2 separate regions of the Homo sapiens genome follow, and region 2 is linked to region 1. A link is an interaction called in ENCODE POLR2A ChIA-PET data of the cell type or tissue named here. Cell type or tissue: K562. All regions are shown on one strand. Links, peaks and the distances in the headings refer to the core of each region. The heading gives the core; the rest is flanking DNA.

Evidence for each region. ChIA-PET counts read pairs that join two places held together with the same protein. Peaks named below come from ENCODE experiments on the same cell type or tissue, not always from the same donor. Only the 100,000 strongest peaks of a DNase experiment are listed, where the experiment ranks them.
Region 2: POLR2A ChIA-PET joins it to region 1 with 6 read pairs; 2 of 35 experiments call an interaction of 5 or more read pairs at or near these places.

Annotation. Positions count from the first base shown.
Region 1 is chr6:89,925,380-89,933,558 of GRCh38, forward strand. It overlaps BACH2 (BACH transcriptional regulator 2), which reads right to left. Exons shown (of 9, transcript NM_021813.4): 9 at 1,149-7,511. The coding sequence ends at 7,029. Among named protein-coding and RNA genes, the nearest start is that of GJA10, 35 kb to the left of the region's middle. RefSeq lists a silencer at 2,431-2,725. In K562, for the core only: a CTCF peak has its summit at 6,293; a DNase peak (open chromatin) is centred at 4,302; H3K27me3 peaks cover 592 bases.
Region 2 is chr6:90,495,091-90,500,090 of GRCh38, forward strand. LOC124901362 (a long non-coding RNA gene) reads right to left here. Exons shown (of 2, transcript XR_007059678.1): 1 at 2,983-5,000; 2 at 1-1,956. Among named protein-coding and RNA genes, the nearest start is that of MAP3K7, 89 kb to the right of the region's middle. RefSeq lists enhancers at 1-505, 506-1,062, 1,540-1,834. In K562, for the core only: a CTCF peak has its summit at 2,530 (motif pointing right); a DNase peak (open chromatin) is centred at 2,521.

The DNA.
Region 1 (8,179 bases), core at 1,306-6,305:
CAAAACCCATGACCTGCTCTCAGGAAGCCTTCCTTGACTCCATAGGTGCCCATGGAGACTCGCCCGAGGGAGCAGAACTTGGCAGTTTTTAATTTCCGTTTTCCCATCTGGCGGTCGCATGCACTCCTTGAAGCGTGAATCTCGGCAGCACAGCCCTGCCCTGCCCGGATACCATGCGCATGCACTGGTTACAGCCTCGCTGACAGCTCAGACCCCCCTGCTCTGCTCTAGTGGCTTTCTCTCACCTCCGAGCTCCAGTCCAGTGTTCGCTCATGGTCACTCGACCTGCCCACCATTTGATATCTTGTTTTCTCTTTACATCAAAATCGAAGACATAACTATCAAATACACTTTTAGAATACAACTTTTAAACTGTACAGTCATGCATGGCATAACCATGTTTTGGTCAATGATGGGACGAATATATGACAGCGGTTCCATAAGATTGTAAACCCTATTTTTACTGCAACTTTTCTATGTTAAGATACACAACTACTTACCCTGGTGTTACAATTGCCTACCATATCCAGTACAGTTACATGCTGCACAAGTTTGCAATCTAGGAACATCTAGTCTAGGTGTGTCATAGGCTTTCTCATCTAGGTTGGTGTGGCACACCCTGATGTTCTCACAATAGGAAATTGCGTAAGGATGCATTTCTCACAACGTACCCCCTTCACTAACCAATGCATGACTGTATGGATTCCTCAACCACAATTCTAAACATCTTTCCTTGCAACTCACTGCATCTTGGTGTTGGCTTAATGTTCTTTCTCATTTACTTTCATTTAGTTTTTAAAAAATTCAGCCTATTTTGGATATAATTGCAGATTCACATGCAGTTGCAAGAAATGATACCCATCACCCAGTTTTCTCCCGTGGTAACATTCTGCATAGCGATAGCACAATATCAAAACCGAGAAATTGGGTTTAAAGCCTTTTATCTACTCTCACAGGCACTAGGGATTTTTAAAATTCAGAGTTTAGGAATCACATTAATATTATCCAATTTTAAAGATTCCTAATCAGATTAATCAGGTAGCAAGTAAGGGTCCAAACTAGAGGAAGAGAAATGGCCTCTAGGAAAAAAGATTTCCTGAGGTTTCTCACTCTGTAATTTGGAACATAGGGATCAGAGGCAGAGAAAATCAGTTTACAATGCATAATGATATGTCTTTATTTCATCAACAGAAATGGTGTCTAGACAAAATTCAGTTAACACTAGCAATTCAATTGAGTGAAAACTTTTTTTGCACAATAGTGTATTTACAATGAGTAAATGAAGTTTCAATTCATTAGTTCATAGCAATGCTTTTTTCCCCCAAAAGGTAAAAATTCTTAGTTACAGAGAATAAGCATCAACAGCCTTTCATTTTTTACAATAAAAACCACGAGAAAAACCACAATCACTTAGAAAAAAATAAGGACAAGCCTAAGAACTAGTACAATAAAATGATGCATTGAATTAAATTACATTAATCGCATAGAATCTGTGTAAAAAGTATGTAGAAAAACACCTGATGTAACCTGTTACAGTCGTTGACCAGTTATGAGAGGTACAGAGGGTTATACAGGTAGATATGTGTGAAAACTGTCCGTATTGTTCAACCTGGGGAGGAAGAGAAGAGGGGCTGCAGCCCCTTGCATACACTGAGAAGACCCTGTTTTGAATATGGCCTCTGGAGTTTGTAAGGCATATATTAGAGGTGCACTTGCATCAGACTGGTTCTGGAACAAATTGTCAAATTGTCACAGGCTCTCTTGGCCTCACTAGCAAAGGTGGTGCTTGCCTTGAATGGCTCACTGTGTCTAACAAGCACCTGAAGCTCCCAAATGCATATGGAATCTTCCTGATCACTCACTAGAGGTGCCATGTCTTTATGTCAGAGCGTGAAACGGGCATCCCAGGATTTGCACACACAAAATACATTGTTAGGACTTAAGGGGAGGTCATAGTTCTGCCTCCAAACATGTTTTGGTAGAAGACTGAGCATCCATCTGTAGGAAAACCCCTCTTTGTCCAAGTCCCTTCACTCTTTCGCAACATATGCGTCTGATTATTCCCATGGGAGCACTTGGCACTGAATGTGAGTCTACCTGAAATGAATGGTCTTGGTGCACACTTCTGCTTCTAAGAAGGGCCAGTGTTTTATCTGAGGTCAATAAACTGGAATGAGAATGAAAGTCAGAGCTGTTTATCCATTGCTTGACAGCAAAATGCATACACCGTGTCACAACATTAAATCAAAGCTATGAAAGTTGGCCTCTGCAACCAAGTGGGTATTCTTCACAAAATGGCAGCATCGTTTTCATATTACATTTAAAATGCACTGATATTCATTTGATAGAAATATCATCTCCCAGGGTGGAGTGTAGGAAAATACTATAAACTTTTCTTTGCAAGTAATGTTTTTGCACCGTCAGTTGAATAATTTATGCTCAATCTGCCACAATGAGACTTTTCTATGTACAAATGCTATTTGCACACACTATTTGTGTACAGATATGTTCTGTTCTACAGCATCGGTTTTGGACGCTGGGGTCATGAGATGGCTCAGGCAGTACTATAAACATACACTTTCAACACACAATGCCTCGTGCACACAGATTTCCTGTATGAATACCAACTCCACACAGGGCATTGTATTGTGGACTGACTCACCAGAAATTGCACTTCCAACACAGTCTTCAGTTTGGGGAAGAAACACTAACTCATGATACAACGAACAGCTTTATTCTTAGAAAACAAAAACAAAAACAAAAAACACCTTGTTCTTTAGTCTATTTACAGTCATTTGAGGACCAAACTTGATTCTTGCTCCTTCTGGATCTGAGACTCCTCCTAAACTGTAAGCAATAGTGAAGCAGTTTGAAGTCATTTCTAAGACAGCTCCTAGTTTAAATGGGGCATAATGTAGAGAAGTAGGTAGCCAAATAGGGACTTGAGAAAGCTTTGCAGGCAGCTCTTCCTCATTTTGAGAGGATTATGCTACTCCACAGGATGTCAAGCAGCTTCACGGGACAGGAGTTTTTGGTGTCTTAACAGGCTTATCATTTTCAAACCTTTGTCTGTTCCTTCTTTTTCTTCTTCTTTGATGGCAATCATAAAATATTAAAAGAGAAAATGTGGGTTTAGGCCTCTTGACAACAGCATTAAACTTCACACTGTGCACACTTCACTTTAGCCAGTCCTCTCATGAGTCTTGTCGCTGGTCCTGGCTCCTTTTGAAGGAGTAGTGGCAGTTGGCATACTAATCACTAGACTTTTGTTCCCTTCCTTGGAAAAGCAATGTAAGGATTACATCCCGAATTATAGTGCATCTTAAAAGCAGCAAACCTTTAGAAAGACAGTTAATAAATTACTCGCACAACATTCAGTTGCAGACACACAGAGTCAGGTTTTCCACTGCAGCATCATCTCTGATGCCTGAGTCATTGCTGGGAACTCAGAAGATAAATAGCAGGATGGCCTCGTAACTTTGTCGGTTTTTTTTTTTTTAAAGTTTTTCTAACTGTTTTGTTCCAGAATCAGTATGTAATAAAGTTCGATTTTAATCAAGGCACCCCCAGGTAACGCAGAGAAACAAACACATACAGCAAATCACTCACCTGTCCAAAGCCTGACCAACTTGAAAAGAGGTTGCCTGGATACACAAGCAGGACAAAGGCAGATCCAAGGGGAGGACTGGATTTAGGTGGGATGTTCATTAGTCTCAGGGTCACTCACCTCCACTGGCTCTGCCCCAACAACCATTCCTACCCCAGCCATTTGGAGACCCAAGCAGGCATCCTCCTAAACAGCCCGTGGTTGGAGGGTCTCTTATTTTTGTAAGAAAAGAGCCTTAAGAACAACCAAATGTTACTGTACTGTGCAAACACTCTTCCTTGCTGTTCACTCACTTTTCTTTTTCCTAAAAGGCGTGGGGTTGACAGAGGGATCCCAGGGAAAAGAGACAGGCTAGGTTTTAAAATTCCACTTGAGGCCGTTTGGATTCTGGTCCCCAGCAAGTCCTCCCTTTGAATCAACCCAGAAATAATTTTGACAAGCACATAGTTCTGAATAGGAAAAGACACACACACATCACATGAACAACTGCACGAAGCTAGTCACTGTTCATGGTGGATTATGAATGAAATAACTTGTGAGAAATCTCTATGAAATTGGAAGATGGTTTTTAGAGCAGTGTTTTTAACCAGTTCCCATGGCAGAAGTTAGGTTGGGGGAAGAGGAAGAAAAGCAAGGCAGGGGTGGGTGGGAGGAAGGTGAGGTCTGAGTTAGGGTGGAGAGAAATAAAGAGGCCCCGCCCCTGCTAGAAATGGCTGCCAAACAGGTCTGGGCTACTGAACCACAGAAACCTGAGGAAATGGATGGAATGTGGTCAAGACTACCAGTTGCACATGAGTTGTTACCAGGGTAAACCTCATGCCAAGAAGCTGGGTTGGACCTGGTTATGATATGAGCAGAAAGTGTTCTTTTTTTAAAAGAAGAGGAGAGGTCACTTGGAAAGGCAACAATAGAGTTAAAAAGCAAAATACTGTCAGCTGACTCCACTGTAACACACGCCTGCGAAGTATCACGTGATTCACATTGAGTTTATATTCTCACTGTCACCAGTTTTCCACAAAGGCAAACCTCATGGTGAAGCACAGAACTGTCCTAGTAGGCCAAGAAATTCCAACAACCATAACAAAAACCAGCAGCTCCAACACAGAGCTTTATCAAGATCTGTTTCAGACACACACACACACACACACACACACACACACACACACACACACACACACAAACAAGAAAAAACAAAAACCCAGAGGCAGGTTTTAAAAGTGGAACTGTTTAAAAAGAAAAGCCTTTTTTTTTTTTTTTTTTTTTTTTTTATCCTACTGCATGAACTGACAAATTTCTGGCATTCATACATATTTAAACATTTAGTGCTAATATTTGTACAGAAAAAAGTTAATAATACTAAAACATATGTTACTATGATTTCACTTTTAGCCTACATCATATACTAATTTCCCCTTTTACATGCAGCTTTAATATTGTCCAAACAATGGCACAAATAAAGAAACAAAGTCAACCATCTATTCCCCACTGCCCACCACCCCATCCCCACATCAAACCGTTCAGGACTCTCTTCCCCAGCCGGGCTGGAGTGGCCCTCGGGCTGCTCAGTGAGACCCGGACCCAAGGCCACTGGAGCGAGGGAGCTGATTCCTCCTCCTCTGGGGCACACCTTCCTGTAAACGTGGCTGGGGCCAACACGGCCCCAGAGCCAAGGGAAGCTGCTCTCTCTGGGTTGCAAGCCAACCAGTTTTGCAGCAAGAAGAGAAAATTATCATCAGGTGAGGGTAGGGTATGTGTGTGATTCGGGAAGGGGACAGGGAGGGTTCCCGGTGATAGCTTGTCCAAAGCCTCAGAATGAAGTCTGCCTTCAGACAAGACACTGGCAGAAAAACCTCAGAAGAAAACTCCAAGCCTTTGGAGAAGGAAAGGAGAAAGAATGTGTCAGCCTGTGTCAGGGATGGATCGCAGATGCCAGGATGCCCTGCTCTCTCCCAATGGGGTGAAGGCAGGACCTTCGGGGCTGTGATTCAAATCCCCTCAGGCCAGATGTCCTGGGAGGCCAAGCCTGGGCAGGAAAGCCAGTGGCTGGTTGGCCCCGTCCTTCAGGGGAGCAGGTCCTACTGCACAACACTTCCAAGAGCAAGCCGAGGCCTCAGGACGTGTTGAAATGAATGGGACTTACTCCCTGGGTGAAAACTTTCTAACTTGATTTCTAGGAGCCAATGCCTGCTGAGTTCTGGTATAAAATCACGGATTCCTGTTTTTCTGATGTACTTTTGAGTGAGATGTCCAAACTCTCTCCCCACTTAGGAATCTGAACATCCAGCATCAACTCTGAACTCTCTATCTGCGTTTAAACTTTGCTTAGGGAAAGGTGGGGAGGAGGTGAAATATAAAAATATTCAAGCAGATTATTGTCTACACATCCTAGGATGAATTCATTATTTGGCAAGATTGTTTTTCCTACATAATTATCACCTGAGTGCTTTTTAATTAGCTAAAATGTTTTACTTTTTTAACTAAAAGCAAAGAATATACAGTATACTTGAGTTATACCGAAGTTACAACTTCATTTAAGAAAATAGGTTTGACCCAAAACTCAGTGCAAGTGGCAAAGTTGACCATTACTGTACAGTATCTGCAAGGAAAACAAAAACAAAAACAAAAACAAACAAAACCCCCCAAACAAACAAAAAACAAACCTACAATGCTCAAATGACACCACTTGGAGGTGCCAAAACCAAACCAAACGAAAAAGAAATCTGAAATAAAACCTTGGGAAAAAGCTTCCAACACTGAATTTTGTCCATAAATAAGTACGAATTGAAAATTGAACTGTGAAGCAAGAAAAATGACCATGTTAACAGTTACCAAACTAGTTCTAGCATCAGAGACAAAAGAAGAGGAATGTTGGAACCTGTTTCTAAATGAGAAATAAGTTTCCAGTTTTAGGATGAGAAAGTTGAGGCATGCAGGACTTTTGCATATGGATATATATATATATATATATATATTTTATATATATATTATATATAATATGTACAGTCTAGCTATAAAACTTTGATGTGTATAGAAGCTGTCTTCAATGAAAAAAATTGAACATTCAGAAGAAATTCCTGAGATAGGGTTTGTGACATGGGCCACTGAGAAAAAAAATCCGTGGTTGGGGCCTAGAGGTGTTGTAGTCTATCCCTGTGAAGACTGAAATTGAGCCACAGACAGACAGTGTCATCACTGCTGTCTTTCCTTGCCTGGGCAAGGGGTAGCACCATTGTGAAGGTAACTATCACTCCTGCTCGAGAAGAGGAGAGGATACTTCGGAACAGTATTGCTGCTAAGACCGCTGTAGTGTGCACCAAATGTGTTCTCGGTTTCTTCGGGACAGCAGATGAACAGTGCCACAGGCTGACTGAAGAACGCCTGGATGGGAGAGGTGTGCGGACTGGGAGGCAGAGCCGAGTCACTAGGTATAATCTTTCCTGGGCTGTTCGTCAGTTGTACACTTATCAGTCATTTCCTGGCAGAAGTCCACGGTCACTGTTTGGCTCCTGGGTTCAAGAGGAGGTCCTCTCTCTGAGAAGGTTCCCGGGTCAGTGCCTTCTAGTCTCCTCCCAGAGGTACAATTCTCGGAGGTGTTGCTGGGTGCCCAGGGGGGTCCGGGGGGAGCCGCGCCTGGCTCCAAGCAGCAGGGCACGTTTTCCCCCACTGCGCATTGGGAGGCCGCAATGTTCTGCTCAGCACCCAAGGGCGCAGGGTTAATACTGGAGGCCGTGGGCAAGTCCATGGGTCTGAGGACAGGGCAATACCGATGCAGGGCCTGGATCTGCTCGGGGCTCTGGATGTCTCGGCAAACTTCCTGGGAAAGGCAGGAGAAGTTGTCCAACAGTTCCCCCATGCATGCTTTCAGTTGATTCCTCTCTGACAACAGTTTCTCTTTCTCACACACCTGGACAGTAGAGAAAAAAAGAGAAGGGTTGATCAAGCCTGAACTGGAGGACAGAAGGCCTCGTTTCAGGTTTTCCAGCCTTTGTTTTGCATCCTCCATTATAATGTAACTCAAGAATGACTAGGTCAGGCTCTAGAAACTTAAAGATACATATTCAGGGGGCCCAGACACAGGCTTCTGCCACACCTTCCATCTGATGCCAACACCTTCCCCAGGACATCTCTTCATCCCTCTCCAAGGCCCGGGCAAACAACCGGCAAAATCGTCACGAATCAGAAAACTTCAGAGTCCATGTTTTGGTTTCCTGGAATTTGGGGTTTGTAGAGAGTTAAATGAAAAACTCTCAGTCCCAATCTTGTGACTGAAAATCTCCCCCAAATGTATCAGGTTGCCATTTTTGAAAGGCAAAAATCTACCATTCCAACCGTATGACATTTCGAAAAAAGCAAAACTATGGAAGCAGTAAAAAGATCTGTGGTTGTTAGGGGTAAAAGGGGTTGAACAGGTGGAGCACAGAGGATTTGGGGGCAGTGAAGCCACTCTGTATGACACTATACTGGTGGATCCATGTCATTATACATTTGTCCAAAACCATAGAACGTGCAACACCGAGAGTGAACTCTAATGCAAACTATGGACTTGGGTGATAATGATGTGTCAGTGTAGGT
Region 2 (5,000 bases), core at 1-5,000, 570 kb after region 1:
TATAATTCTAATGAACATCTCATGCTCAGATTATAAGTGCTGGCCAATGTTTTTACTCTTTTGGGGAAAAAAAATTCAGAAAAAAAATTCATTTCAATGTTTTTCAGGACCTTTACATTTTCTCAAAACATTCACCTATTATCTCCCCTGGAGTGGTGTTCAGACCTCAGCATAATGTTGAGTCCAGAGCTAAACTGCCCACATTGATCCCACCTCTGCCACTCACTAGCTAAGTAACATTAGGCAAACTGTTTCACCTCCCCATGGCTTTGTGTGGTAGGGAGCAAACATAGTATTTTGCTCACCCATCAGGTGCACAGCTGAGACGCCTATAACAAAAGATAGATTAACAAGAGAAAAGGCCAGGAACGGTGGCTCAAGCCTGTAATTCCAGCACTTTGGGAGGCTGAGGCGGTCGGATTGCTTGAGCTCAGGAGTTGCAGACCAGCCTGGGCAATGTGGTGAAACCCCAGCCCTACAAAAAATACAAAAAATTAGCCAAGTGTGGTGGCACACGCCTGTGGTCCCAGCTGCTAGAGAGGCTGAGGTGGGAGGATCGCTTGAGCCCAGGAGGTCAAGGCTGCAGCGAGCTGAGATTGCGCCACTGCACTCCAGCCCGGGCAACAGAGTGAGACCCAGTCTAAAAACAAATGAACATAAACAATAGAAAAGCATACAAACTTGTTTAATATAAGTTTTATGTGGCAAGGGAGCTTTCAGAAATGAAGACTTCAAGAAACAGGGAAATATGGGTGTAGTAGTCTTCCCTAATCCATGGTTTCAGTCACCCGAGGTCAACCATGGCCTGAAGGTATTAAGTGGAAAATTTCTGGAATCAGAAATAAGCAATTCATGTTTTAAACTCTGCACTCTTCTGAGTTTCACCTAGGATGTGAAACATCCCTTTGTCCAATGTATTCACCTCATCACAAGGAGAAGGTGAGTATATTAAAATGTTTTGAGAGACTACCTTCCCATAACTTTTATTAGTTATATTTTTCTTATTCTTCTATATTATTATCAGTTATTGCTGTTAATCTCTTACTGTGCCTAATTTATACATTTAACTTGTCATAGGTATGTATGTACAGAAAAAACCCCAGTGTATATACAGTTCAGTATTATCCATGGTTTCAAGCATCCACTAGGGATGTTGGAATGTATCTCCATGAGTAAGAGGGGGCTCTGTATTTTTATGGATAGTTGTACGGAAGTATGTCTGGAGGACAAAAGGCTACGGTCTAATGGTAATAGACTGCGGGAGTGGGGGGTGGAATTTAGCAAGGCCTGTTTGTTCAGTCTTCTCTTGTCTTCTTTCCTTTCTTCCGGGTATAGGGAGGGCCCTTCTGAAATGAGAGTTTTACGACCGATTTTCAGGGGAAGGTCAGTGAGGTTTAATGGCCCATTTCAGGGGAAAGAGGGTGAGGGAAGATCAGAGCGTGACCTTCTGTTTTTACGGTTTTCTCAATTTCCTTCAAGTCTAAAATATATAGTATGACAAGATGACGTATTCTGGGGTAGCGTGTTCTGAACTCCGTCAGTATCCTCATTTGTAAACTGGGGATAATAATGTTACCTAACTCAGAAAGATCTTGTGATCACGAAGTTCATACTTGTAATACACTCAGAACAGTGGCTGGTAATTGCATCAGCAAGAAATCCCATCTGAGGAAGGGGAAACAACAGGAGCTGTGCAGCTGCGGCTGCTGGGACCTCCTGTCTGCACAACCCCACCTACTCCTTTGTCTGCTGAGTGAAGACAGGTCAGTCGACCTCGGGCCCAGGAAGACTGCTGCTGTCAGGGGAGCACACTCCAGTCACCCACAGGAGCAAAACACATCCTTCTGGAGCCACAATAGCCTTGGGAACCTTGGTCCGGTTATCATAGCCATGATGTTGGTCGAACAGATAAAAATATTCTCTTGAATCCCTAGCCTGTTTGAAAAAAATCACCACCTATCAAAAGAAAGGAAAAAAGAACATTCCCTGACATTATAGCTTAAACTTAATTTTCATATCAATTAAGCCTTTAATTGATATAAAAGAATCTGGGACAGTATTAGGAATAATTAGGAATGGAAAGTATTTTTTGGGGGGATGATTTTTTTTTCTTCAAGCAAAACCTACATGATAGAGACATTTTTTATTCTATCCACTTTTGGATTAACCTTCAGTTTATTGAGCAATTATACTCTGCTCACCTGAAAAAGTAGAAGTAGTTATAACTTAAATATAATGGGTAATAGAATGAGGGATTTAATCAGACTAGAAGCCATGTAAGTGATAAAGTCATTTGGCCTAGATGCCATCTGCTGGGTACTACGATGTTACTCAGGGGGCAAGACATGGAGCCAGGCACCTCTCTGGGGTTAAACAAGGGTTGGGGAAGGAAAGGTCAGCAAACTCAGCTGAAGGTCAGGATAGAAGTTTATCCAGGCAGGAGGACTCTAGTGTCCAGAGAGCAAGGTGCTCAGTAGAAGGTAATGGTGTGATCATTCAGGCAAGCAGCTGACCTTGGAAAGGTCCACCAGAGGGTGACAGAGTCTCATGAGCTGCTGGATGGGACATCTGGGAACAGACCATATTTGTCCAGACAAGCATGGAATTGCCCAGCCCAAGAAGGATGGGTGAGCTGCTAAGAGGGTCCTTACCAATAGAATGGGGTGTATAAAATTCCAGATTCCATGAGGGGCATTGGTGGGTTTAGGGCCAGCAAGGGCAAGATCAAGGCAGGACTCCAACCTTAAAGGGAAGTAGTCATCCTATGAGGGTACAAGCTCAGAGTCAGAGGAGCAGTACAGAGAAGCTGATGGTAAGTCCCTGCATGGCCCACATCCCCCATCTGTGGATAGGACTGAGCCAAGCACATGAACAATCACGGCAGGGACATGGTGGTATAGGAAGGGCTCTCCTTGACTCCTGGCATCAGTTAGGCATACTTTCAGCTACTAGTGGCTGAAAACCTGAGTTGCTGTAGCTTACCGCAAAGGGACATTTATTGCTTCCTTAAGAAGTTAGATGTGTGATCTCAGGATTGCTGGTGCAGCTCATCGAGGTCATTCCCATTCTCCACTCCTTCAGCCGCATTTGGGCTCTTTGTCACCTTCATACATGATAGTTGCAGACATTAGGTCCTCACAGCACATCCTAAAAAGGAAGGACAGGTGGGAGCAAGAGCTTGCTTCCTCCCAAGCCTCTGCCTGATTGTTTGGAAAAAGAAGGCTCCATCAGAAGCCTCCCAGCAGCCTGCCCCACAAGTACTCATTGGCCAAATGTGGGTCACTCAGCTACTCTGATTTGCAACAGGAGCCGGAAGTGCAAATCTTGTGTTTCTAGCCTCTACAGAGTGAGGTAGGCAAGGGGTAAGGGTGAGAGAGATGGTGGTAGCCAATAATCTTTCTTCTCCTTTTCCCTTTAATTTGAGCAGCACTCTAGATTCTCCTTCCTGTTTCCTTGTCAGAAGTACATAGAATTGCTTTGGATACTTTAGGGAAATAATGGTGTTGATTTTCTTATAGGTTTACAGCTCATTCCTCCCTCTGAGATTGACCAACCATGATTCTTCATGGCCAGATGTTGGAGCATATGAGACCTGCCACCACACCTTGTGGCCCACGGCAGCACAAGACAGCATTCCTCTACACTCTCTGTTGTGGAAAATGGCCAAGTCCTCATAGTCCAAAGAGAGTCGATTTCAGGCCACTGAGTTCTTCACTTGTACCTTCTCCCTCCTGTCATCCCAATCCATGTCCTTGTACAGAAAAAGCCCAAGGATTTTTTTTTAAAGGCAAGTATATAACAATAAGGCAAGAATTTCCTTAACTGGTAATAGGATGGACATTTAAATGCTGAAAAGACCAGTCCCTGAAGCCTAAAATGGTACCAAAAACAGCTGAGCAAGAAGGCAGGGATTGCAGAACTTGGGTGCATCTTGGGGGAAAGAAATAAAGGGGCCACAGGGCAGCTGGTGTAGAATAAAGATACTTTCAGACATATAATGAATTTAAAAATTTACCTCACTTGTGCCCTTTCTGATGAAGCCACTGGGCAAAATCAGTGAATGAAGGAGTAAGCCATGAAAAAGAAAGACATGAAATCCAGGAAATAGGGATCCATCCCAGGAAAACAGCAAAAGGAAGTCACAAGATGATAGCTCAGCACCGGCCTAGAGAGAGTTTGTATTGGAGATGGAGGAATTGCATGGGGCAGCTGCAGAAAGATGTCTTTGCAGGAGAAATGGATCTGAGAGGTCTGGTGTTTGAGCAGTCTGGTGTTGAAAAATTATTGATAGGTGTGGGTGACACATGCGTTGAAGCACTTATTTAAAAAGGTGATAAATCTATAGGCAAATGAAAAAGGTACTAGGAGAAAACAAATAATTTTAAGAGAAAGGCAATATAATTATTTTCTTATTCCATTCAGGCTTTTACAAAAAAATACCATAGATCAGGTGGCTTATAAATAACAGAAATTTATTTCACACAGTTCTGGCAGACTTGGCTTCTGGTGAGGACATGCTTCCTGGTTCATAGTTGCCATCTTCTCACTGTGTCCTCACATGGTACAAGGGTGAGGGAGTTCTCCAGGGTCTCTTTTTTATAAGGGAACCAATCCCATTCACCAGGGCTCCACATTCATAAACTAATCAACCTCCCAAAGGTCCTGCCTTCAAATGGCATCACCTTGGGGATTGAGATTTCAATATATAAATATTGGGGGGACAGAAACATTCAGACCATTGCAATCACAGTAATACATTACTTGAATCAGCAGTAAACATAATTTATATAGTCATAAGCTCGATATTATAAAATAATAATGCAATATTTACTGTGATCGACTCTAACATTGTGATCCAGTTCTATAGGGATAAAAGGGTAGAGGAGATGGCAGAGGTGTGCGTTAACCAGCTAAATCCTCCATTACTATCGTGTTAGTCAAAAATTTGGTGTGCAAAAGTGATACATCAGGAAATAGCAGTATAAGCATGTTATTTACAA